Linked DNA regions of Homo sapiens: all the other regions are linked to region 1. The links are chromatin contacts, found by Hi-C or POLR2A ChIA-PET in ENCODE. All regions are on one chromosome and are shown on one strand. Each heading gives the region's core, a stretch centred on a gene start or an enhancer-like site at or near the end of the contact. The rest is flanking DNA. Distances are from core to core; before and after follow the strand shown. Region 1 holds the start of H2BC11 (H2B clustered histone 11). Region 2 holds the start of BTN2A2 (butyrophilin subfamily 2 member A2). Region 3 holds the start of ZNF165 (zinc finger protein 165). Region 4 has its middle 11 kb from the start of TRT-AGT4-1. Region 5 overlaps LOC285819 (a long non-coding RNA gene).

Region 1 (5,000 bases), core at 2,317-4,816:
GCATTCCCAGAGGCTTAAGGCATTTGTAGTCACAGAATAGGTCAGCACAAAGTACAGGTCACAAAGACCTTGCTAATAAAAGCATGCGGTAAAGAAGCCAGCCAAAACCTACCAAAATCAAGATGGTGAGGAAATTGACCTCTGGTTATCCTCACTGCTCATTATACACTACTTATAATGCATTAGCATGCTAAAAGACACTCCTACCAGTGCCATGACCATTTACAGATGCCATGGCAACGTCGGAAAGTTACCCTATAGGGTCTAAAAGGGGGAGGAACTCTCAGTTGGGGAATTGCCCACCCCGTTCCCAGAAAACTCATGAAGAATCCACCCCTTGTTTAGCATGTAGTCAAGAAATAACTATAAATATCCTTAGAATAGAACAAAAGAACAATTTTCTTTACTTCTCTAATAAACTTGCTTTCACTGTACTCTATGGATTTGCCTTGAATTCTTTCTTGAGAAAGACCCAAGAACTCTCTCTTGGGGTCTGGATTGGGACCCCTTTCCAGTAACAGTTACACTTGCAAAGTACATCCTGTGTCCAACCACTGTATATTTAATTGTGAAATTTATTAAATATTAATTTAAATAAGTTGAAAGACCTTTAAAGACAGGGCAATTCAAAAATGAGTAAAATTATTGGGTTACACAGTATAAAAATCCATCAAAAAGCCAAATATTTTACTATTTGGGGGGCCTCTCAAGTACCTATTTTTGCTAGATATTGTCAGCACTTGTTTCTGTTCCAAAACATCGTATTTATACTAGGATTGGAAGTAGTTATATTTTAAGAACAAGAAACAGACACAGTAAAAGGTTATGAGATGTCAGTAGACTAAGTGCTAAAGAAATTCCAGATAGGAAGAGGAGGTATCTAGAGAAAAGGAGCTGAAAAGAAATGGGGTAGGTTGACCAAATTTTAGAGCAAGAGTTTTTAACCTGAGGTCCGTACTTATATGTCACAATGCCCCTAAGGAAAAAATTCAGCAATTGGAGGGTGTTGAAGGGGAAGTCTGTGAGTTTGGGTAGTAAAATATCTATTTTTAAAAACTTAACCTTGACTGAACTTGAACATTTCACTTTATTATGAATTTAGGCCACAAATCTCAGTACCTGTTACTTTGTAACCCAAAAGACATTAGATGTTTCATTTCTCATTACAATTGCTGAGTTATCGTGAAACATTTTTACTCCTCTAATTAGTAACAGCAATTAGGCTCACCAAATCATGTAATGTGTTAACTATATTAACAATATAACTATATAGTCTCATTTATCACTATGAAGTTTTAAAAATACTTTGATAACTGTAATTTAACTTTGTTTGGCATTTTATATACTTAAAACATCATTCTGAGATTTTCCATGTTACCAGACAGCCAAAAGTGTCTACAATACACAAGAAAAATGAGTTAACGTCTTCTTAAGATTACTTCAGAGTGGGCCGGGCGTGGTGGCTTACGCCGGTAATCCCAGCACTTTGGGAGGCCGAGGCCGGTGGATCACGAGGTCAGGACATCAAGACCATCCTGGCTAACACGGTGAAACCCCGTATCTACTAAAAATACAAAAAAGTAGCTGGGCATGGTGGCAGACGCCTGTAGCCCCAGCTACTCAGGAGGCTGAGGCAGGAGAATGGCGTGAACCCGGGAGGCGGAGCTTGCAGTGAGCCGAGATAGCGCCACTGCACTCCAGCCTGGGCGACAGAGCGAGACTCCGTCTCAAAAAAAAAAAAAAAATTACATCAGAGTTCAGTGAACAGAGGGAGGAGGCACAATTGTGCAATCTTGGCATGAGTATTCCTTATTTAGCTACAACACCAAAAGTTATTTGCACTACCGTAGTAAATAACCCTCCTTTACAGAAAACTGCCAGTCTTGCTAGGAGGCCTCAGTTTGTGTCAGGAACGCCCAATACCCTGTACTTTTCTAATAGTCATAAACATTTCTAATATTTCTAATGTACATTTCTAATACTCATCAACATTTGTTGAACCATATTATAATCCTCTATATATTTTCCCTCCTATCTGTGAGGCAGACATTTTAACAGTCTGTGTGCTAACACTTTACCTCAGATTTCTTCATGGGTTTTAAGGTTTATTATTAACTATCCTGTCAAGTTCTTCTAGGTAAGCAACTTGGGATATTAGGCCTTTCCAAATGAGCCATCTTTCTTGGGCTCCAGATAACGTCATCCCAGTATTTTACTCACTTCATTTTAAAGGAATACTTTGCAACATGCAGTAGGGTGGGTAAGAGAATGCTTCACAGCTATCCATCAGGAAAGATGTGAGTCTCTGACAGAGCCTTTGCAGGGAGGTGGACTATTGTGTCACAAAGTTCTTCAGCCTCGCTCTCGTGCAGCGGCGTCACCGCCGAGCTCTCGCAGGAGCGGCAGCTTGCTGATCAGCAGCTCGGAGTTCTGGTAGCGCCGAACGTCGCGCAGGGCCACTGTGCCGGGCACGTAGCGGCGGGACTTCTTCATGCCGCCCTGGCCCGCGTGGAACAGCTGTCTGCTAAATTCTAGCCCGGGCGATAACTCTTTTGGGCCAAAGTGCTTCAAGAACTCACGAAGCCACTGGTGCTCTGTGGACACACACTGATTAAGTTTAAAATTAAGTAATGGCCTAAGAGATTTGTTCACATCTTAACTTTTAAGCGTGGTAAAATCTGGACCACCTTCCCTCTAGTTTTTCTTTTAAATCTGCGGTGTTCGCTACACTGTTTTCAAAAAGATGGGTAATTTATGACTAGAGTCTTGTCCATGTCTCACTTTCTTTCACATGGAATAAATGTTAAGTTCTTTTAGAGAAGACGTGGGTGGCCCTGAAAAGAGCCGTTGGTTTGGACTCGATTTTACTTGAGCTGCCACAAACTAGTACAGATAGTTACTTGCCCTTCGCCTTGTGGTGGCTCTCAGTCTTTTTGGGCAGTAGCACGGCCTGAATGTTGGGCAGGACACCGCCCTGTGCGATGGTGACTTTGCCCAGCAGCTTGTTGAGCTCCTCGTCGTTGCGGATGGCCAGTTGGAGATGACGCGGGATGATGCGGGTCTTCTTGTTGTCGCGGGCCGCGTTGCCCGCCAGTTCCAGGATCTCGGCGGTCAGGTACTCCAGCACCGCTGCCAGATACACCGGCGCGCCGGCCCCGACCCGCTCGGCATAGTTGCCTTTGCGGAGCAGGCGGTGCACTCGGCCCACGGGGAACTGGAGACCGGCCCTAGAAGAGCGAGTCTTGGCCTTAGCGCGGGCTTTGCCTCCCTGCTTGCCACGTCCAGACATAGCGAGCGCAACTCACTACGAGCAACCACAAAGTGAACGGGAAAGGCGGCGCTTTTTATAAACACTATTGGGCGCGAAAAAGAAGACGTGTTGTTGGTTAGGGCTGCAGTTTAATTTCAACCAATAGTAGTGCGTCTTCTGGATTTGCGAATCCTGATTGGGCAGACCTGACCTCTGACGTTACCCTGAATAACTACCAATCAGACACAAGACTTCAACTCTTCACCTTATTTGCATAAGCGATTCTATATAAAAGCGCCTTGTCATACCCTGCTCACGCTGTTTTTCCTTTTCGTTGGCGCTTTATAGCTACACAGTGCTATGCCAGAGCCAGCGAAGTCTGCTCCCGCCCCGAAAAAGGGCTCCAAGAAGGCGGTGACTAAGGCGCAGAAGAAAGACGGCAAGAAGCGCAAGCGCAGCCGCAAGGAGAGCTATTCCATCTATGTGTACAAGGTTCTGAAGCAGGTCCACCCTGACACCGGCATTTCGTCCAAGGCCATGGGCATCATGAATTCGTTTGTGAACGACATTTTCGAGCGCATCGCAGGTGAGGCTTCCCGCCTGGCGCATTACAACAAGCGCTCGACCATCACCTCCAGGGAGATCCAGACGGCCGTGCGCCTGCTGCTGCCTGGGGAGTTGGCCAAGCACGCCGTGTCCGAGGGTACTAAGGCCGTCACCAAGTACACCAGCGCTAAGTAAACAGTGAGTTGGTTGCAAACTCTCAACCCTAACGGCTCTTTTAAGAGCCACCCATGTTCTCAAAGAAAGAGCTGGTGCTTGTATTCCTCCTCTGCTGGCCACTGACAAACCCTTGTAACTTGCTACTGTGTTTTTTGGTCTGAAGTAGAGCAGTTATTTAACTAATCCTTAGTGACTTTTTTTTTTTAGATCTGCCATTCTAATCTTAGAGTTAAGTAAGGAGATGGGAAATTTTCTATTATAAGTTCGAAACCAATTAAAATACGTTAGAAACCAATTAAAATACTCGTCGGTCCCCCGTCGGTTAGTGATTTGGAACAGTGCCAAGTTGCAGCGGTTGTCAGTTTGAATTTGCCCGGGCAACGCCCGCCCTTCCTCTGCATCCTGATTGGTTGTTGTATCCAGGAAGTCCACGGTCGGCTTGGGTGCGCCAAAGGAATCCAAACCCCGCCTTTATTTGGCCTTCCTTACAAACTCAGTAAACTGTCAGTTTCTCATTCTTTAGTATTTTATCGCTTTCGGGAAGGAGATTTATTTCTAATTAGTTTTCGTTGGATAGAGCGTTTTTTTTTTTAAAGGGACCCTTTATGGCAACATAATCAGTTTTTTTTTTTTTGAGAAGGAGACTTCCTCTGTCGCCCAGACTGGAGTGCGGTGGCGCGATCTCAGCTCACTGCAGCCTCCGCCTCCCGGGTTCCAGCGATTCTCCTGCTTCACCCTTCCGTGTAGCTGGGATTACAGGCATGCGCCACCATGCCCGGATAATTTTTGTATTTTTAGTAGAGATGGGGTTTCACCATGTTGGCTAGGCTGGTCTCGAACTGACTTCAGGTGATCCACTAGCCTCAGCCTTAAAGTGCTAGGATTACAGGCATGAGCCATCAAGCCCGGCTACAACGGAATTTGAATGCTGTAGTTTTCAGCCTGAGAAAGATCAATGCTTTATTTCTGATTAGAATACTATTTTCCCTTTATGGTATATCTATATAAGCAAAGGCATTAGAAGCCT
Region 2 (4,518 bases), core at 1,563-4,062, 750 kb after region 1:
GGATTAACTATTTTCCCCTGCTCATGGCCTCAGCTGAGGAATGCGTGTGCTTCTGAAGAAGTGAAGCCCAGGCTGGGCGTGGTGGCGCACGCCTGTAATCCTAGCACTTTGGGAGACTGAGGCAGGTGGATCACAAGGTCAGGAGTTTGAGACCAGCCTGCCAACATGGTGAAACCCCGTCTCTACTAAAAAAATGCAAAAATTAGCCGGGCATGGTGGTGTATGCCTGTAATCTCAGCTACTCAGGAGGCTGAGGCAGGAGAATAGCTTGAACCCAGGAGGCAGAGGTTGCAGTGAGCCAAGATCGCACCACTGCACTCCAGCCTGGGCAACATAGCAAGACTCTGTCTTGAAAAAAAAAAAAAAAGAAGTGAAACCTATAGCTTAGCAGGGCAAACCCACTCATGTGGCCTTTGTGCAAGAGGAAGCCACTTTCTCTGTGGAAAGGGGACGCCAGATAGAAATCCGTTGGTCTGCAATGGGCCTGAGGTTAAGGGAGAAACTTTCCCCAAAAGTCACACTGTGCAAAAGTAATAAAGCAAAATGAAGTGATGCACCTGCCACCACGAGGCGTAGGATGGCCTCATCGTAGGACCTGCCTTCTTGGAAGTAACAGCGGTAGATCCCATTCTCCTGGGCTGTGACGTTATGTATGACCAGGGCCACGCTGCCCCTGTTGATGTCTTTGCTCACAAAGGTGATTCTTCCCCGGTACTCCTCCATCTGCTCCTCTGTTCTCTCTCTCCCACCCTTATACACAAACACTGCGGGGGAGAACTGAGACCGGAACCACCGCACCTCCATGTCCTCAGCATTTTTCTCGGGTGACAGATGGCAGCGTAATGTAGTGTTTTCTCCCACCATGGCCAGGATGGGATTAGCTGGCCCCACGACAGTAAACTGGGCTGTTCAACAAGGGCAGAATCAGACAAGGATGCCAGTTATCACAACTCTAAGGCAAAACAAAAAACAAAAAACAAAAACAAACAAACAAAAAAAACTCCAGGGATGAAAGGAAGCAGATATTCCAAGGCTACAGGGGTTCTTGGGCTGAGAACCCTTCTGGGGACCAGTAGCTGTGGCTGGTCGGCAGCACCAACCCCTGGGAGCAGTAACTATTGAGGCTGCTCCTGCTTCACGAAGGAAACATTGGGGAGCCCGCCCTGGGCACCCTGTGCCCCTGAGATTTTCCTCCATTTTGCAATCTAGCACTGTGCCTGAGTGTAGTGTAAACTTGAACTGTCCATTAGGGTATCTATCCACTAGCTATTTAACAGTTCCAATAAAAATGAACTCTAAGTGTAAAACACACACAGATTATAAAGATTTAAAATTTCAAAATGTCAAATATCTCATTGGTAATAGTTCTATTAACTAAGCATTTAAATATTGATATGTGATTATTTATATGAAACAAAATACATTATTAAAATTTATTTCAAGTATGTTTTTACCTTTTAAAATAAAAAGTAGAATAGGCACAGGGTCTTGCGCCTGTAATTGCAGATATTTGGGAGGCCAAAGTGGGAGGATCCTTAACAGCTAGGAGTTTGAGACCAGCCTGGGCAAAATAGTGAGACCCTGTCTCTACAAAAAATAAAACTTAGTCGAGTGTGGTGGCCCTTGCTTGTACTCTCAGCTACTTGGGAGGCTGAGATGGGAGGATCCCTTGAGCCCAGGAGTTTCAGGTTACAGTGAGTTATGATCTCATTCTCCATCTGCTTCATTCCGGCCTGGCAACAGAGCAATATACTCTCTCTTAAATAAATAAACAAATAAATAAAAAGTTAAAAAAATCTTTTTGAAGATTTGCACTTGTATATGCACTTGACCTTTGTGCTTCACTGTGTTTCTTTTGGACAGTGCTGGTATAAATTCAGTGAACATGTTCAGAATGAAAGGATAAGTCAACAACCCCACAGTTCTTCCTTCTTTCCCTTTGCAGACTACAGGGTTGATGTTCCTTTCTGAGAGGTGACAGCAGCAAGTGACACACATCCCTACCTGAGACCAGTGCACACAGGCTGAGAAGGAGGAGGAGCAGGAGGAGGAGGAGGGAGGCTGGCAGGGAGAAGTGCAGAGCAGCAGCTGGTTCCATGAGCACCCAGGGCAGGCAGAGACCAGAGGCCTAGGGTTACAGAGGAGGAGAATCAGCCTAGGAGTCTTGGCACCTCAGTGCTGGTCGGGCCCAACCTCTCCTGTCACTCAAGTAGGTCTCATCGGTGCCCCAACTTCTGGGAGTCGCTTGCATCTCAAGGCTCAGGTATCTCCGAAAGAGGGATTCCGTAAACATTCCATAAGTAAGCCATCAATGCAGAGATCAAGGGGGCCGTTTTCCTCCTTCCTCTTCCCACTTCTCGGGCCACAGTCCGGTTTCTTCAGTTGTCCCTGGATTCTTTCACACCCTCGTCCCTCCACTTCCCCCTCCCCGAGACCCAGGTCGGGACACTCGAGGTAAAGCCAGGCGAGGCTGCGCCTCCCCACCAGTAGGCTTCCTGTCTCCCAGGTCCCCCTCTCCTCTCCAGAGCAGATCCCGCTCCCCGCACCTACCGCCCCCAGCTACCGCCCCCACCCCGGAGCTGTAGCGCCTCCTCTCCCTTTCCTACCTTCTAGAACTAACCTCTGTTTTCTTTTCCCCTCTGATCCTCACATGACGATTTTCCGATACAACTCACCCATGGGCACAGTCACCACCAGACAACAAAGCATCCCAAAGAGAAGAGAAAAGCTGTGTTCACCTCCTATTAATCGCGATGTTTGGAGTTGCGGACTCGGTATCTGGGACCTGTTCTCTGGGTGTCCAAAAAGTCCCAAGATTTCCACTGAGCAGTTTAGAGCCCAGGATTGGCCGAGTGAGGCTGAACCAACCAATGGTGTCTCGAGCCTTATTTCTCAGCTGTTACTAGGTAGAATACACACACAAAAACCCCCCAAAAATCTCAAGCAGCAAATAACCTTTTGGGATTATTAGGTATTTCTATTTCCTTTTTCTGTCTTTGGAAGCAAGACTTTTTTCCTTTATTTTCCTTTCTTCCTTCCTTTCTTCCTTCCTTCCTTGCTTCCTTCTTTCCTTTCTCATTCTCTTTTTCTTTCTTTCTTTCTTTCATATGTCTCTCTCTCACTTTATTCTTTCTTTCTTTCTCGCTTTCTTTCTTTTTTCTTCCTTCCTTCCTTCCTCTCTCTTCCTTTCTCTCTTTCTCTTCCTTCTCTTCTCCTTCCTTTCTTTCTTTCTCTTTCTTTCTTTCTTTCTTTCTTTCTTTCTTTCTTTCTTTCTTTCTTTCTTTCTTTCTTTCTTTCCTTCTCTCTCTCTCTCTTTCTTTCTTTCCTTCCGTTCTTTTACAAAGCCTTGAGATCCCCAAGGTGTCAGTGGCTTTGCTGGTGTAGACGAGGAGAGGGCTCTCTATGTAGAGTGATTTTGCTGGGGAGGAAACATGAGGAGGAAAACATAAGCCGCCGTCTTTCCAAAGCCAGAGGACTCTTGTTCATGTTGCTGGCTTTGAAGGTTGGGCCTGGTGCGCGGGAGGCCTTGGGGGAAGCAGGCATGGCTGGAGTGGGAGGGGTAGCAAAGGAAAGGTGACAGCAGTTGCAGTGGCTGTTATGAAGGTCTTGTTGTTCACTCCAAAGCTATTGGATAAGACGTGCTGAGAATACTGAGTGAGGATTAAAAACCCTTTCCCACGGGGAGGTGGTATTCTGGTGGAGGCAGAAGATGGAAGTGAGCAAAGACTTTCAGTTGACCTTGACCTTCTGCCAGTAGGTGGTGGGGTTAAGTCCAAGGACCACACACACACACCAGCACACATAACCTCCTCCCCATGAACATAATCCCTCCCCCACAGAATCCAATCTTGTCATTGTATAGATATCTTCCAGAATAATCTTCCCAAGGCCCAGTTGTCAATAATCCCCTCAAATGTCTAAATACTTAGTCTGGAACTGGTGCAGTGGCTCACACCTGTAATCCCAACACTTTGGGAGGAGGAGGCAGGCAGATCACTTGAAGTCAGGAGTTCAAGACCAGCATGGCCAACATGATGAAACCCCGTCTCTACCAAAAAAAAAAAAAAAAAAAAAATTAGCTGGGTGTGGTGGCACATGCCTGTAATCCCAGCTACTCAGGAGGCTGAGGCAGGAGAATGGCTTGAACCTGGGAGGTGGAGGTTAGGGTGAGCTGAGATCATGCCACTGCACTCCAGCCTGGGTGACAAAGTGAGACCCTGCCTCAAAATAAATAAATAAATAATAAAATATACACAAATAAATGCTTAGTCTAGAGGCCTCCAATTCCCTTCTGATTCAATTCAAAACTTTGCAGTTAATACACTAGCAATGGCTCCACAGTGGCCTTGCATCACAACGTTGCACTCCCTGTGGCCAGCGCTCCCTTTCCCATGCCATGCCTTTCACTTGAATTGCTTGCTCCATCTTTGCCCCTTGAAATCCTGCCCAGCCTTCGTGCCTACTTCCTCCAAGAACAACTCTGAATGCTCCTGCCTGAAGTGCTCTCGGCCTCTTCTA
Region 3 (5,012 bases), core at 1,711-4,210, 950 kb before region 1:
ATGAACCACAGTGGCGGGGTGAGCAGTTTCAGTGGGAAGGACGGTTACAGAACAGGCGATTAAAGGTGATGCAGGTCAGAGCAGATGACCAGGGGTGACTCAGGACAGAGCAGGTGACCAGGGGAATAGATGTGAACTACTGATTGGAACTGGTGGAAAAGGTTGTTTACTGAAACTAGGGGCAAGGAGATGAGGTTAAACTTTAAAGTGGAGAACAAAGAACTGAACATACTGACATACTGATTCTTTGAAGAGAAATTTAGAACTCACTGTATTTAACATGGGGCTTAAATTGGACAATAAAGGATGAGAAAGATTCAGAAAGGAAAGGAACAGAGTAGAGGAAGTAGGAATGAGCAGCAGACTGATGGTGAGATCAACTTGCAGGGTGTGATGGCTGGAGTGACTAAGAATTCTACTGCCTCTGTTAAGAAATTGCTCAACTCTAGTCTGAGTTCTTACAATTCCTAACACATACACATATGAATATATAAGTCCTTGTATTATTTTTAGTTGTTTGGCTGTTTTTTTATCAACTGATTGATGTTCCATGAGGTTAAGGATCATGCATTATTAATTGTTCTTAAGGCTTCATATTTATGATTGAAAGGAAAAATTAGGAAAGTTTCAGATGACTTCTGTTTTGGATGATCTGTATTTAAGATGATAATAAGACATCTACTTGGAAAAATATTTCCAACAGAAACAATGATATTTCAATAATGGAAAAGAATTTGGAATGGGAAGACAGATTTTGACAAGTGTTGGGAACAGGCCCCCAAATCTGGCCATAAACTGGCCCCAAAACTGGCCATGAACAAAATCTCTGCAGCACTGTGACATGCTCATGATGGCCTTGACGCCCACGCTGGAAGGTTGTCAGTTTACTGGAATGAGGGCAAGGAACACCTGGCCCACCCAGGGCAGAAAACAATAGCATGAGCGATCTGTGCCTTAAGGACATGTTCATGCTGCAGATAACTAGCCAGAGCCCATCCCTTTATTTCGGCCCATCCCTTTATTTCCCGTAAGGAATACTTTCAGTAAATCTTATCACTGGCTTGCTGTCAATAAATAAGTGGGTAAATCTCTGTTCAAGGCTCTCAGCTCTGAAGGCTGTGAGACCCCTCATTTCCCACTCCACACTCTATATTTCTGTGTGTGTCTTTAATTCCTCTAGCGCCACTGGGTTAGGGTCTCCATGACCGAGCTTGTCTTGGCAGACAAGATTCATGAAAAGGGTAGTTGAAGATATGTAACAGTATTAATTCTCCAAGAGTATGAAATAAATATCACTAGGTTCAGACTGAACCTTGGAAAACAAACAATTTGAGTATAAGTAAGAACAAAATTTATCAATGATAAAGAAAAAAAAGGGGGGTTAGTTCCATGGTATATTAACCAGAGAGTCTCAATCCCTTATATTTTACTGGGCCATTTCTTTGATATTTCTGGTTATGTTTCCTAGATGCGCTAACCAAGTAGTGTCCTAATGCTTAATGAGCATGATCTCATTTACCATAGTAAGATGGGTGTAAAGTAGGCCCATATAATCCGAATGAAATTTCAATTATGCTGAGCAGCTGGTTCTATGACATGTTATCTCAGCTGACAGTACTATCTCCAGGTGTTTTATCACTTCTCATCTATTTAAAACCGAGTCCCCCTAAAGCTGGTAGCTTTAAACTAATAAATATTGATTGAGCATCTAGTGCCTTATAATATTGTGTTAGGAGGACTTACAAAAATGGGTAAGCAGATGTGTGAAGAAACGCTAGGAGAACAGAGAGGAACGAGTAATTAATTATGATGAGAAAGTTGGAGGTTAAAGAGCAGGGCTCCTGATGGATGAACATGTCTTGGTGGGCATGTTGCGGGAGGGGAAGACGGGTGAGAGTTTTGTTGGTGGAGAGGGAGACAGTCAGGGGAAATCCGGTAGAGACCACAAAGCAGAACAGAGACTTCAAGGGGCATGCTGGTAAAGGCTCCCATAGTACCTTGTGTTTCTCAAGGGCAGGGGGTCAGTGTTGGTTTAACTGCATCCTCGGCACACAGGAAATACTATTTACCGTGTCAATAAATTTCAGGACAAGCGGGGTTGTCCCCAAGTGTCCTACAAAACGGCGGTTACTCTTCCCAAGGGAAGCAGGGGATTGGGGATGGTCCTCGCAGCAGTTTCTTTTCGCAGACAATGGCAGATCTGAGACATGTGGCACCCCTCCCCGTTCCACCTGGCTGGAATGGGCAACTCCTCTTACCAGTGACCCCAAATTCAGGATCAGTAGGACAGCCCCCACCCCACGCCACCAAGCCCTCAGCGCTCCACTATGACGTCACGCGCGGCGGCGGTAACTATGGAGACCGCCAAACCCTCACTAAATGCGTAAGCGCGCCTGCGTTCCCAACGCCGAAGCTGGTTCTACCTTTCTCCGGGATTCCTCTGAGGGCCAAGGTCTGGTCACCCAGAGGCTGCTAATTTCAAAGGCAATATGAGAGGGACTGGATGTTTGGAGGGGGACACGGGGCTGGACATCTGGATCCCCAAACCCGGACTCACCTCTCGGACAGGGCTGATTCCGATCGGACACTTCCGGTGGAAGGACTGAGCGGCGCTACACTTCAAGAATTCCGTCCACAGGGACTTGTGAGTCTGCGCAGAAGGCGGGATGCCTTTGGACTACAATTCCAAGAATCCTTCCTGGGTCTCTTCGGGCGCAGACTTTTCGCCAAAGTCCTGAAGATCTCAGGGCTTGAAGGAGGGGGCATCTTTTTTCTCCATTGTAGTAGTGTGTCTTGCTAAATAACAGAAGGGACTCCTGAAAAGAAAATGACGTTGGCCGGGCGCGGTGGCTCACGCCTGCAGTCCCAGCACTTTGGGAGGCCGAGACGGGCGGATCACGAGGTCAGGAGATCGAGACTATCCTGGTTTACGCGGTGACACCCTGTGTCTACTAAAAATACAAAAAAAAAAAAAAAAAAAAAAATTGCCGGGCGTGGTGGCACGCGCCTGTAGTTCCAGGTGCTCGGGAGGCTGAGGCAGGAGAATCGCTTGAACCCGGGAGGCGGAGCTTGCAGTGAGCCGAGACCGCGCCACTGCACTCCAGCTTGGGTGACAGAGTGAGACTCAGTCTCAGAAAAAGAAGAAGAAGAAAAAGATACACACTCGAGCACACATTTTCTCAGCAAAGCAATTTACTTCTATAGAAGGGTGCGTCTCACGGATGGAGCAATGGCGAGAGCACACCTGAACAAGGGAGGGGAAGGGGTTCTTATCCCTGACGCAGGTAGTCCCTAGTGCTGTGTCGTTCCCCTACTGGCTAGGGTTGGACCGCACAGTCTAAGTTAATTCCGATTGGCTATTTTAAAGAGAGCAGGGGTATGAGCCGGAGTGGTAGGGTGAGCAGTTTCAGTGGGAAGGACGGTTACGGAACAGGTGACTAAAGGTGACTCAGGTCAGAGCAGGTGACCAGGGGTGACTCAGGACGGAGCAGGTCACCAGGGGAACAGATGTGAACTACTGATTAGAACTGGTGGAAAAGGTTGTTTACTGAAACTAGAGGCAAGGAGACGAGGAAAATGAGGAAGTTAAAGTTTAAAATGGAGAACAAAGAATTGAACATACTGACATACTGATTCTTTGAAGAGAAATTTAGAACTCACTGTATTTAACAAGGAGTTCAAGGCCAGCCTGGCCAACATGGTGAAACCCCGTCTGTACTAAAAATATAAAAATTAGCTGGGTGTGGTGGTGGGCGCCTGTAGTCCCAGCTACTTGGGAGGCTAAGACAGAAGAATCGCTTGAACCCAGGAGGTGAAGGTTGCAGTGAGCTGAGATCACGCCACTGCACTCCAGCCTGGGCGACAGAGCAAGGATCCATCTCAAAAAAAAAAAAAAAAGTTTATTCGGGAATAGGAAATTGCAATAAGAATAGACGTGCCAGAGTAAACTATGTTTCTATTCAGGGAGGTAAAGGAAGACAAAGGTTTTTAAAGGAAGAATGGGGAGGATTATTTAATTGTTTTGAAATCATTATTCTTGACTACAAAGATCGGTAACGAGGATGACACCAGTCTGAGGTTAGACAAACAGTTGCTGGGCGGATGTCCTTGCAGAGGTATTTTTGGTGTAAGATGGGTTTTGCAGTCATATGTGATAGTTTTCTTATGAGGCATACAAGCCTGAGAAGTGTCTCTTCATAGCCCTCCCTGGCTCTATCTGTCAGATTATTGCTTTTGTTTTTATTTTTTAACACTAGTGGGCCGGGCGTGTTGGCTCACTTTTCTAATTCCCCGCTTTGGGAGGCAAAGGCAGGAGGATTAATTGAACTCAGGAGTTCGAGACCAGCCTGGGCAACATAGTTGGGACCTCGTCTCTACAAAAATTAAAAAAAAAAAAAATTAGTCGGGGGTTGTGGAATGCACTTGTACTCCCAGCTACTCGGGAGGCTGAGGTGGGAGGATCGCCTGAGCCCAGGAGGTGGTGGCTGCAATAGTGAGCTGTGATTGCACCACTGCATTCTAGCCTGAGTGACTCCTGCCTCTATTTAAATCTCAGGTGGTGAAATTGAAGCCCACGCAGCAGGGTTGCAACTGAAACTTCATCTCCTCTGCAAAACCTTCCTGCATTCCCAGACAACTTTTCTTCTGAGGCCTTGTTTGATTCATCCCCTTACCCCAGTGGAACTCAGATATTCAAAATGGTATTAATTAAAACCACTGGCTGTCATTGGTCCATGCATGGCCTTAAAGTGTGAACATTTTTTAATCCATTACCTAGTCTATAAGAACTGTAGATTGACAACAACTTAGATTTAATACTACTCTTTTTCTAGTCCCTCTCTATACTACCTCTCATCCGAGGAAACACTATCACAAATTTTGTATTTGTTGTTCCCTTGCTTTTTAACAAGATGATTCTATTAGATATGTACTGTTTTGTCCCCCAAAAGTGGTGGCAGGGGAGTTCACACAAGGGAGTGCCCAAAACCGTCCTAGTTGGGGCTGGTTGGGAT
Region 4 (4,818 bases), core at 573-3,072, 610 kb before region 1:
GCTACTATTCTCCAACTAGGAAGGAGACTCCACTTGAAAAGCGAGAGAACAATGATTCACAGAATTACTTTGACGTGAAAGAAAGGTAAGGCAAAAAGGGTAGGAGTCTCCCTAATGGCGTCCAAGACTGGCTTTGGACAGCCTATTAAGTGAGACCTGGGAATATTATTTTATTTTTTTATTTTCTTATTTTATTTTATTTTATTTTATTTTTTATTTTATTTTATTTTATTTTGAGACGGAGTCTGGCTCTTGTCCCCTAGGCTGGAGTGCAATGGCACAATCTCGGCTCACTGCAACCTCCACCTCCCGGGTTCAAGCGATTCTCCTGCCTCAGCCTCCCAAGTGCTGGGATTACAGCATGAGCCACCGCACCCAGCCTGTGTCTAATTTTTGTTCAACCCAATGATTCTCCTAAAATTCCCAGGTCTCAGGCCGGGTGCGGTGGCTCACGCCTGTAATCCCAGCACTTTGGAAGTCCGAGGCGGGTGGATCACGCAGTCAGGAGTTCAAGACCAGCCTGGCCAAGATGGTGAAACCCCATCTCTGCTACAAATACAAACATTAGCCGGGCGTGGTGGCAGGCGCCTGTAATCCCAGCTACTCCGGAGGCTGAGACAGGAGAATCGCTTGAGCCCGGGAGGCGGAGGCAGCAGTGAGCCGTGATCGCGCCACTGCACTCCAACCTGGGCAACAAAGAGGGAAACTCTGTCTCAAAAAAAAAAAAAAAAAAAAAAAAAAAAGGAGCTATGTCTATACAGTCCAGCTTCAGTGATCCGGTGCGCAGTGTCTCACGCCTGCAATCCCAGCACTTTAGTTGGTTGAAGCGGATGGATCACTTGAGCCAGGAGTTAGAAGCTAGCCCTGGCAACATAATTAAGACACCGTCTCTACAAAAAAAAATTTAAAAATTAGCCAGCCTTTAGTCGCTTATGCTGAGGAGGGAGGATCACTTTAGCCCAGGAGTTCAAGTGAGCTGATTACGCCCTGCCCTCCAGCCTGGACTACAAAGCAAGACCCTGCCTTCTCGCCGGTGGGTGTGGGGCGAGTCGCAATAGTGGTTCCCTCCGCATAGTGATTGGAAAGGAACTTAGGGTGCTCTTGAGCTGCATGCTGGTAGGCGGGGTTTATTCGGTTTGTGGAGAATCATCCAGATGAATATTTATATGTGAGAGGTTGATTTTTTTTTAAGGAATTGGCTTATGCAACTGTGAACCTGGCTAGTAATTGCTAAATCCATAGGGCAGGCTGTCAGAAAAGGCAAGCCATCGGAAAGGACAGGCTGGAAACAATATAGAAAATCAATGAAACCAAAAGTTGGTTCTTTGAAAAGTTCACCAAAATTGACAAACATTTAGCTAAATGAACCAAGAAAAAAGAAGAGCGGGCCGGGCGCGGTGGCTCATGCCTGTAACTGTAGCACTTTCGGAGGCCGAAGTGGGCAGATCACCTGAGGTCAGGAGTTCGAGACCAGCCTGGCCAACATGGCGAGAGCCCCGTCTCTACTAAAAATACAAAAGTTAGCCTAGCGTTGTGGCGGCGCCTGTAATCCCAGCTACTCAGGAGACTGAGGCAGGAGAATCGTCTGAACCCAGGAGGCGGAGGTTGCAGTGAGCCGAAATGGCACCACCGAAGTCTGGGCAATAGAGTGAGACTCTGTCTCAAAAAACAAACAAACAAATAAACAAGAGAGGAGACGCAGAAGACTAAAATCAGAAATGAAAGTGGAGGCGTCCGCTCCACCTACGCTGAGCCCGAGGCGGGAAGCTCTGGACACAGCCATTGACTGGCTGGCTGGGGCGCAGCTTGATGGCGTCAGGCTGACGAGCCGCAGTCCCTACGGCTGCACCTGGGCGAAGGCCGCCTGTGTGAGAGGCCGGTGGCCCCAGCGTGCCGCGGCCTTGGAAGTGGGAAATGGAGGCAGGAGCCCTCCCTACACTTCACCATAGGCTTCCTGATTGATTCCAGCATCGTGATTACCTCCCAGATACTATTTTTTTTTAATTTGGGTGGCTTTTCTTCATGTGCCAATTGTTTAAGAACTATGAGGTGCGTCAGTATGTTGTACAGGTGATCTTCTCTGTGACGTTTGCATTTTCTTGCACTATGTTTGAGCTCATCATCTTTGAAATCTTTGGAGTATTGAGTAGCAGCTGTCGTTATTTTTACTGGAAATTGAACCTAGGTGTAATTCTGCTGATTCTGGTTTTCATGGTGCGTTTTTAAACTGGCTATTTTATTGTGAGCAACATCCGACTACTTTTGTCTCCTCTGTCTTAGTGCATAAACAACGACTGCTTTTTTCCTGTCTCTTGTGGTTGACCTTTATCTGTTTTTTCTGGAAACTAGGAGATTCCTTTCCCATTCTCAGCCCAAAACATGGGATCTTATCCATAGAACAGCTCATCAGCTGGGTTGGTGTGATTGGAGTTACTCTCATGGCCCTCCTTTCTGGATTTGGTGCCGTCTACTGCACATACACTTTGATGTCTTATTTCCTCAGGAATGTGACTGACACAGATATTCTAGCCCTGGAACAGCGACTGCTCCAAACCATGGATATGATCATAACCACAAAGAAAAGGATGGCAATGGCACAGAGAACGATGTTCCAGAAAGGGGAGGTGCATAACAAACCATCAGGATTCTGGGGAATGATAGAAAGTATTACCACTTACTCAACAGGAAGTGGATGCTTTGGAAGAACTAAGCAGGCAGCTTTTTCTGAAAACAGCTGATCTGTACGCTACCAAGGAGAGAACAGAATACTCCAAAACCTTCAAAAGGAAATATTTCAATTTTCTGGGTTACTTTTTCTCTATTTACTGTGTTTGAAAAATTTTCATGGCACCATCAACATTGCTTTTGATCGAGTTGGGAAAATGGATCCTGTCACAAGAGGCGTTGAGATCACTGTGAATTATCTGGGAATCCAGTGTGATGTGAAATTTTGGTCCCAACACATTTCCTCCATTCTTGTTGGAATAATCATCGCCACATCCATCAGAGGATTGCTCATACCACGTTCTTTTATGCCATCTCTAGCAGTAAGTCCTCCAGTGTCAATGTCCTGCTATTAGCACAGATAATGGGCATGTACTTTGTCTCCTCTGCGCTTCTAATCTGAATGAGTATGCCTCTAGAATATGCACCATAATTACCGAAGTCCTTGGAGAACTGCAGTTCAATTTCTGTTACCATTGGTTTGATGTGATCTTCCTGGTCAGCAGTCTCTCTAGCATAGTGTTTCTCTATTTGGCTCACTAACAGGCACCAGAGAAGCATATGACACCTTGAACTTAGGGCTACTACAGACTGTTAGAGGCCAGTGGTCTCAAAATTTAGATATGAAAGGGGAAAAAAATGGAGGGGACCAGGGTCTAACATTTTATAAACAAACAAAATGCTGTGGTAGCATTTTTTACCTCTAGCATCCTCTTTCCTACTCAGGTGATACTGTGATCACGAGTAGCATCAGCTAGAACATGAGAGAGAGCAGTAACTCAAGGCAATACTCAGCAGAGAGCATCCTATGTGGACCTGAGGCTGGTGCAATGGCGGAGAGGAACCGAAAAACTAAGAGGGAAAAATACACCGGAACTCTGGGGCAAGAGATGTCTATGGTAGCTGGGCCAAACACATAGGATATCCATTTTCAGGTTCACATGGAGGTGGTCATAGCTTTCCCTTGAGATTGACTGTCATGAAAATCAGAGATTGTAATGAAAAGAATAAACAGGAAGAAAAGGAAAGAAGGAAAGAAAGGAAGGAAGGAAGGAAAAGAAGAAACATTACGAATTTACAGAAATCAAAAGGATTATAAAAGAATATTGTGAAGAATTGTATGCCAGCAAATTGGATAACCTAGATGAAGTGGATAAGCTCCTAGAAACAATCTATTAAAATTTAATTAAAAAGAAATAAAAAATGTGAATAGACCTATAACTAGTAAGGATACTGAAGCAGTACGATACAAAAATGTATCCACAAATTACTAGCAAACTAAAGTTAGCAATATGTTTTGGGTTTGTTTTTGTTTTTGTTTTTTGAGATGGAGTCTTGCTCTACCAACCAGGCTGGAGTGTAGTGGCGTGAGCTCAGCTTACTACAACCTCCACCTCCCAGATTCAAGCAATTCTCCTGCCTCGGCCTCCCGAGTAGCTGGGACTAAAGGCACACGCCGCCACACCCAGCTAATTTTTTGTATTTTAGTAGAGACGGGGTTTCACTGTGTTGCCCAGGCTGGTCGTGAACTCCTGAGCTCAGGCAATCCTCTGCTTTGGCCTCCCAAAGTGCTGGGATTACAGGCATGAGCCACCATGCCTGGTTAGCAATATGTTAAGAAGATTATACACTACGAAAAAGTAAGATTTATTCCTGGAATGTGAGGATAATTCAACATACAAATATCAGTCAATGTAATATATACCACATTAACAGAATGGAAAAAAATTACATAATCATCTCCATTGATACAGAAAAAGCATTTGACAAAATCCCACACCCTTTCGTGAAAAACAAACAAACAAAAAAACCTACCCAATGAACTAGAAATAGAAGAAAACTTCCTTAACATCATAAAGGCTACTTATGATTAACCTTCAACTAACATCATATTCAATAGTGAAAGGCTGGCCAGGCGCGGTGGCTCGCGCCTGTAATCCCAGCACTTTGGGAGGCGGAAGCAGGCGGATCACCTGAGGTCAGGAATTGAAACCAGCCTGGACAACATGGCAAAACCCCATCTCTACTGAAAATACAAAAAAATTAGCCGGGCATGGCGTGCGCCTGTAGTCCCAGCTACTCAGGAGGCTGAGG
Region 5 (4,409 bases), core at 1,452-3,951, 660 kb after region 1:
TCGCCTACAAAACATCAACTGATCAATCAGGCACAAGAAAGTGTTCTGCTTCTTTCTGTCACCTTAGAAATAACCTGGACGTCAAACATCGGTGAAAAGAAGAGAAAAAAAGGAAAATGAAATAACCTGGAAGCTCCTGATGATTTGAGATCAGATCTTTACATACTAAGAGATGGTTGCTATATCTGGGGGCCTTGAGTGAAAGGCAGCAGTGGGAGCCCAGCACCCATTTCCAGACAACTCCACAGCCCAGAGCCCAAACTCAGCAGTTATGAGTTGAATTTATTTTGTCAAACAAAAAGAGTCAAACTCTGTAAAATATTGCAAGAGATTTATTCTCAGCCAGATATGAGTGCCCAGTGGCTTGTGACACAGCCCCGAGATCCTGTGAACATGTGCCGAAGTGGTTGGGCTCCAGCTTCTTTTTATACTTTATATTTATTGAGATGTTTTAACTCTGCAGGCCAGAGAGAGAGACCTATCTGAAACCAGCTTGGGCAGCTGGAGAAGAATGAGGGTGAGCAGACATCTGGGCAAGCCGGAGTTTGGGAAAACTGCCATCTTCGACCTTTCTGGAGCAGCAAGATACTGGTGTGAGTCTGTCAGGAGCTTCAGCCTAGCTGATGAATAGACAGGAGAGAGCGATGGGCTCTACAGACCCGCTCAGCAGTTCTTTCCAACTTGGAGTGCTCTGGTCATTTGCATCTGAATCCTGCTGTGTCTTCTCTCCAGTGGAGATTTTCAAACCAGGCTGCCATCAGCACCCACTCACCACCCTAAGTTTGGTAAATGATATATAAAGCTTCAAACTGGCCCTACAACTCAAAAGGAGACATAGGAGAAGGGAGGCGTTCATGGGTTGCATATAAATGAGCACAGTTTGAAATCACTACACTAAAAAAAAATCTTTCAACTATAATAATATGTTATTTACTTTCAGCAATGAGTCAGTCAGGAATTTAGCCCAGGAAATCAACAGAAAAATAGACTCCTCCCTCCCCTGAGATGCTGCCTGCACTGGATTCATGTAAATTTAAATATAAATTTAGATTGATGTTCTTTCACCATCCTCCCCCATTATCCTTCTCTCACTTCAATCATAAATGCTCTTCTGTTTGCATCATAAATTTTTCCCCTCAATCCAGTACATTTTTCTTTTTTCCTTGTATTTATTTTATTTTATTTTAATTTTTTAGAGATGAAGTCTCACTATGTTTCCCAGTCTGATCTTGAACTTTTGGGCTCAAGTGATCCTCCCAACTCAGCCTCTCAAAGTGCTGAAATTACAGGCGTGAGCCACTATGCCCTGCTGATCCTGTACATTTTTTGAGTTCATTGTACCAATAGTTCCTCCATTAGCTTGGTTAAACATTCACAAAACAAAACAAAATGCCCCCAAATGTGACAGCTGAGTCCTTGTAGGAAAAAATCCTTAAGTGAAGCTTAGTATCCTGGGGTTCATTGCATATTCATATATACATACTTGGGGACCCATGCACTAAAAAGACAGACTCCTTTTGTTTACAATAATTCAGCCTTTGCTGTTAAGGTGATTAAGGCAAGTAGGTGTGGGTGGAGAGATAGTGACAAAGGAAGTGAACTAGAGGAATAAAGATCAAAAGATGGGAGGAGGTCACTAGGTCACAGTTAAGCAAGGGCAAGCAGGCAGGAACCAGCCCTGTTGCACTGGTGTACTTGGTCACCTGGGCAGGGTGTTGACGGGCTGTTGTGGGGATGTTGGGGACATCTAGAAAATATGGAGTTGAAAATTTACAATATACATATGAATCTTTAAGGCACATCTCTTTTTAGAACCTTTTGGAATATGTTCCTAAACATAACCAGGAGATATTTTAGGAGTCTTTTCGTCTCCTGGCTGGGGGCAGTGGCTCATGCCTGTAATCACAGCACTTTGGGAGGCCAAGGTGGGTGGATCACTTGAGGTCAGGAGTTCAGTACCAGCCTGGCCGGCCAGCCTGGCCAACATGGTGAAACCCCGTCTCTATTAAAAATACAAAAAATTTGCCAGGTGTGGTGGCGTATGCCTGTATTCCCAGCTACTCCGGAGGCTGAGGCCAGAGAATTGCTTGGCTGGGAAGGTGGATGCTGCAGTGAGCCGAGATTGTGTCACTGCACTCCAGCCTGGGCAACAGTGAGACTCTGACAAAAAAAAAAAAAAGGAGTCTTTGCTCCTTTCTGACTGTAATTAGTTCCTAAGAACATGCAGTTGGAAGGTTTCTCTATTCAGGTTGTCCCTCTTCAGCCAAATCTCAGCCTCTTCAGGTCCTTACTCTTTGCATTCTACCCTCTCCATCCTCACCCCTTTCTCTGTGCCAGTTCCCCTCTCAGCTTTTCAGTCCCTTTTCTTCCAGGCCTTGTAGCCCTGGCTCTAAGCAATTTTCCCCACTTACTCCTTAATATTCCTATCTGAAAATCATAGCCCACAAAAAAAGGTAATCAATAGTTTTCTGTTGTTAATAAAAACTTTAGACAAATTAAATTTAGCAGGGTTTAATTTGAACAAAGAACAATTTGCAAACCATCAGAACGATCGGGCAGCCATCAGAGAGGTTCAGTGAGCTCCATTCCACAAGGGAAGTGACACACAGAAACAGCTTAATTGGTTACAGCTCAGAGTTGGCCTTATTTGAACATAGTCTGATCACTTGGCTGCAGGGTTGACTGCCGCCGACTGAAGTTCGGCTACTGGGATTGGCTGAGACTCAGCTATTTGTTACAAAAGTATACTCCCATGCCTTAAGCTTTCAGTTAGTTTACATACTAAGTTAGGTTGCAGTTCATTATTTAAGGGCTCAAGAGCCATCCCTCAGGCTAAATGTATACATATCTCATACCAAATTTAGTTTAATTTAACACAATTATTTCTGCTTTAGTTAAGATTCTCTGATCCAGAATAAAGGAAAAGAAAGCATGTGCTGTACACTCGGTCCGAGAAACACTAAGAGAATCCTCTTTGTAGGAATTCGTGTTTTGATTGGCTCAGAGGTACCATTTCTCATCAGTTGCTGGGCAGAAGCCACTGGGGACGGTTAGAATGAAAACTGAAACGATATTGAATTGTACACATTGACGAAAAGTTTCAGCCCTACCTCTCAAAGTGTTTGCAGCTCTCTGTGTTTACATATTTGAATCATTAATGTGTGTGTTACGTGTACAATCAGTGTTTCTTCACATTCAGCTGTCTTTTATATCATAACAGAAATATCAGGAGAACTGAGTGGAAAAATGAAAAGATTTTAAGAAGAGAAGATAGGTATTAATTAAAATGATACTGTGGCAGTTTGCAGACATCCCCTTGCATGTAATTGTTACATGGAGGATATTATCATCTTTTGTTTTGGATATTATCATCTTTTACCACAGAGCCAAATGAAAGTATGAACATAATGAAAACTAGATCTATTGCATCTATTTTAGTACCTCCAAAATTCAGGTCTCAGATCCATTACCGAATTATAGAATTTTCTGGTATCCAGAGTTAGTGCTGTCTATAACTGCATATTTTATATTTTTCACAAAATTATTTTGGGTGTGACTGAAGCTTTCTTCACCTCTTGCTCCTTATTTGTGCCATACTGTATTTTCATGTGTATTTGTTTCTCACTCTGACAATGAAATATGTTCTAAGGTTAACCTTTGGGTAGACTGTGGGGGATGTCTTTGTAAGGGGTCCTTGCTACAAACCTTGGGACCTAGTGATAGCAGACAGGAGGCAGTCAGATGCCTAGGCAGGTAGCAATGGGTCCCCAGTGATACCCCACCTCCAAGCTGAAGACAGTTTAAAGCCTGAAAGCCAAACTACAAGGTAAATCCTCAGCCCAAATTGAGAACTTGTTGAGAACTTGTCTTCCTGTTTGGTGCACTTTCCTCTGATTGGTCCCCACCCTTCAACTACTTTCCATATACCCACACTTTCCTAATTGTTTTTTTACACTGTTGTGGCCATCTTTGAGTGGTGTCTTCACTTTAACCTTTTTTGCATACTCACAAACCATTCAGCACACACTTCCCATTCTGAGTCCATAAAACAGGCCTGGACCCAGCCACACAGGGGGAGCTTTCCTGCCTTCAGGTAGGGGTGCCAGCATCCCCTCTCTGCTGAGAGCTGTTCAGTCGCTTGATAAAATTCTTCTCAGCCCTCCTCACCCTTCAACGTCTAGTGTATCCTCATTCTTCTTGGGCATGGTACAAGAGCTCAGGAACTGCTGAACGTGGGTATAAGCTATAACACAGGTGAGCTGGGGCATGCCAGTTTAGCCAAGCGAGGCTTGGGTGGGGTGTTGCTGGCCAGAGGTCCCCTGCTTGCAAAGTGACAAATAAAAATCCTGTATCACTAGCACTTGCAACTTTAGTTGGGTCACAAATAAAATATAAAGGCCTATCATTTG

Evidence for each region. A loop is a pair of places that touch in the nucleus more often than their neighbours do. ChIA-PET counts read pairs that join two places held with the same protein, here RNA polymerase II (POLR2A). Pooled maps may share reads with other maps.
Region 2: a loop to region 1 is called in a pooled map, with 3 times the contacts of the local background. The contact joins the promoter of BTN2A2 here to the promoter of H2BC11 in region 1. A Hi-C loop is called at or near these places in 4 of 50 pooled maps. POLR2A ChIA-PET finds 5 or more read pairs at or near these places in 4 of 52 experiments (IMR-90, OCI-LY7, PC-9 and 1 more).
Region 3: a map of B cell shows a loop between it and region 1 (4-fold over the local background). The contact joins the promoter of ZNF165 here to the promoter of H2BC11 in region 1. A Hi-C loop is called at or near these places in 2 of 168 maps with a recorded cell type or tissue (B cell and ascending aorta) and 13 of 50 pooled maps. POLR2A ChIA-PET finds 5 or more read pairs at or near these places in 2 of 52 experiments (OCI-LY7 and T-cell).
Region 4: a pooled map shows a loop between it and region 1 (3-fold over the local background). The contact joins the enhancer-like site here to the promoter of H2BC11 in region 1. A Hi-C loop is called at or near these places in 2 of 50 pooled maps. POLR2A ChIA-PET finds 5 or more read pairs at or near these places in 6 of 52 experiments (H1, WTC11, activated CD4-positive, alpha-beta T cell and 2 more).
Region 5: a pooled map shows a loop between it and region 1 (7-fold over the local background). The contact joins the enhancer-like site here to the promoter of H2BC11 in region 1. A Hi-C loop is called at or near these places in 7 of 50 pooled maps. POLR2A ChIA-PET finds 5 or more read pairs at or near these places in 6 of 52 experiments (activated B cell, activated CD4-positive, alpha-beta T cell, activated CD4-positive, alpha-beta memory T cell and 3 more).

The regions. Positions count from the first base shown.
Region 1 is chr6:27,131,361-27,136,360 of GRCh38, reverse strand. It overlaps H2BC11 (H2B clustered histone 11), which reads left to right and starts at 3,566. Exons shown (of 1, transcript NM_021058.4): 1 at 3,566-4,045. The coding sequence starts at 3,611. The coding sequence ends at 3,991. It overlaps H2AC11 (H2A clustered histone 11), which reads right to left and starts at 3,318. Exons shown (of 1, transcript NM_021064.5): 1 at 2,826-3,318. The coding sequence starts at 3,289. The coding sequence ends at 2,897. RefSeq lists enhancers at 2,636-3,151, 2,847-3,186, 3,152-3,665, 3,797-3,866, 3,877-3,946 and 1 more.
Region 2 is chr6:26,381,402-26,385,919 of GRCh38, reverse strand. BTN2A2 (butyrophilin subfamily 2 member A2) reads right to left here and starts at 2,812. Exons shown (of 8, transcript NM_006995.5): 1 at 2,739-2,812; 2 at 2,005-2,128; 3 at 558-905. The coding sequence starts at 2,098. RefSeq lists a silencer at 2,874-2,963.
Region 3 is chr6:28,078,516-28,083,527 of GRCh38, reverse strand. ZNF165 (zinc finger protein 165) reads right to left here and starts at 2,960. Exons shown (of 4, transcript NM_001376491.1): 1 at 2,558-2,960. RefSeq lists enhancers at 2,515-2,634, 3,435-3,504.
Region 4 is chr6:27,735,480-27,740,297 of GRCh38, reverse strand. It overlaps the pseudogene GPR89P. Among named protein-coding and RNA genes, the nearest start is that of TRT-AGT4-1, 11 kb to the right of the region's middle. RefSeq lists enhancers at 1,592-1,931, 1,942-2,061, 1,525-2,724. Within about 2 kb of position 1,822, at least 8 of the 41 ENCODE cell types and tissues checked have a DNase peak (open chromatin) inside an H3K27ac peak, as active enhancers do.
Region 5 is chr6:26,472,528-26,476,936 of GRCh38, reverse strand. LOC285819 (a long non-coding RNA gene) reads left to right here. Exons shown (of 4, transcript NR_038992.1): 3 at 1-785. It also overlaps a transcript of BTN2A1 not described here. Among named protein-coding and RNA genes, the nearest start is that of BTN2A1, 17 kb to the right of the region's middle. RefSeq lists an enhancer at 3,053-3,102. Within about 2 kb of position 2,701, at least 41 of the 41 ENCODE cell types and tissues checked have a DNase peak (open chromatin) inside an H3K27ac peak, as active enhancers do.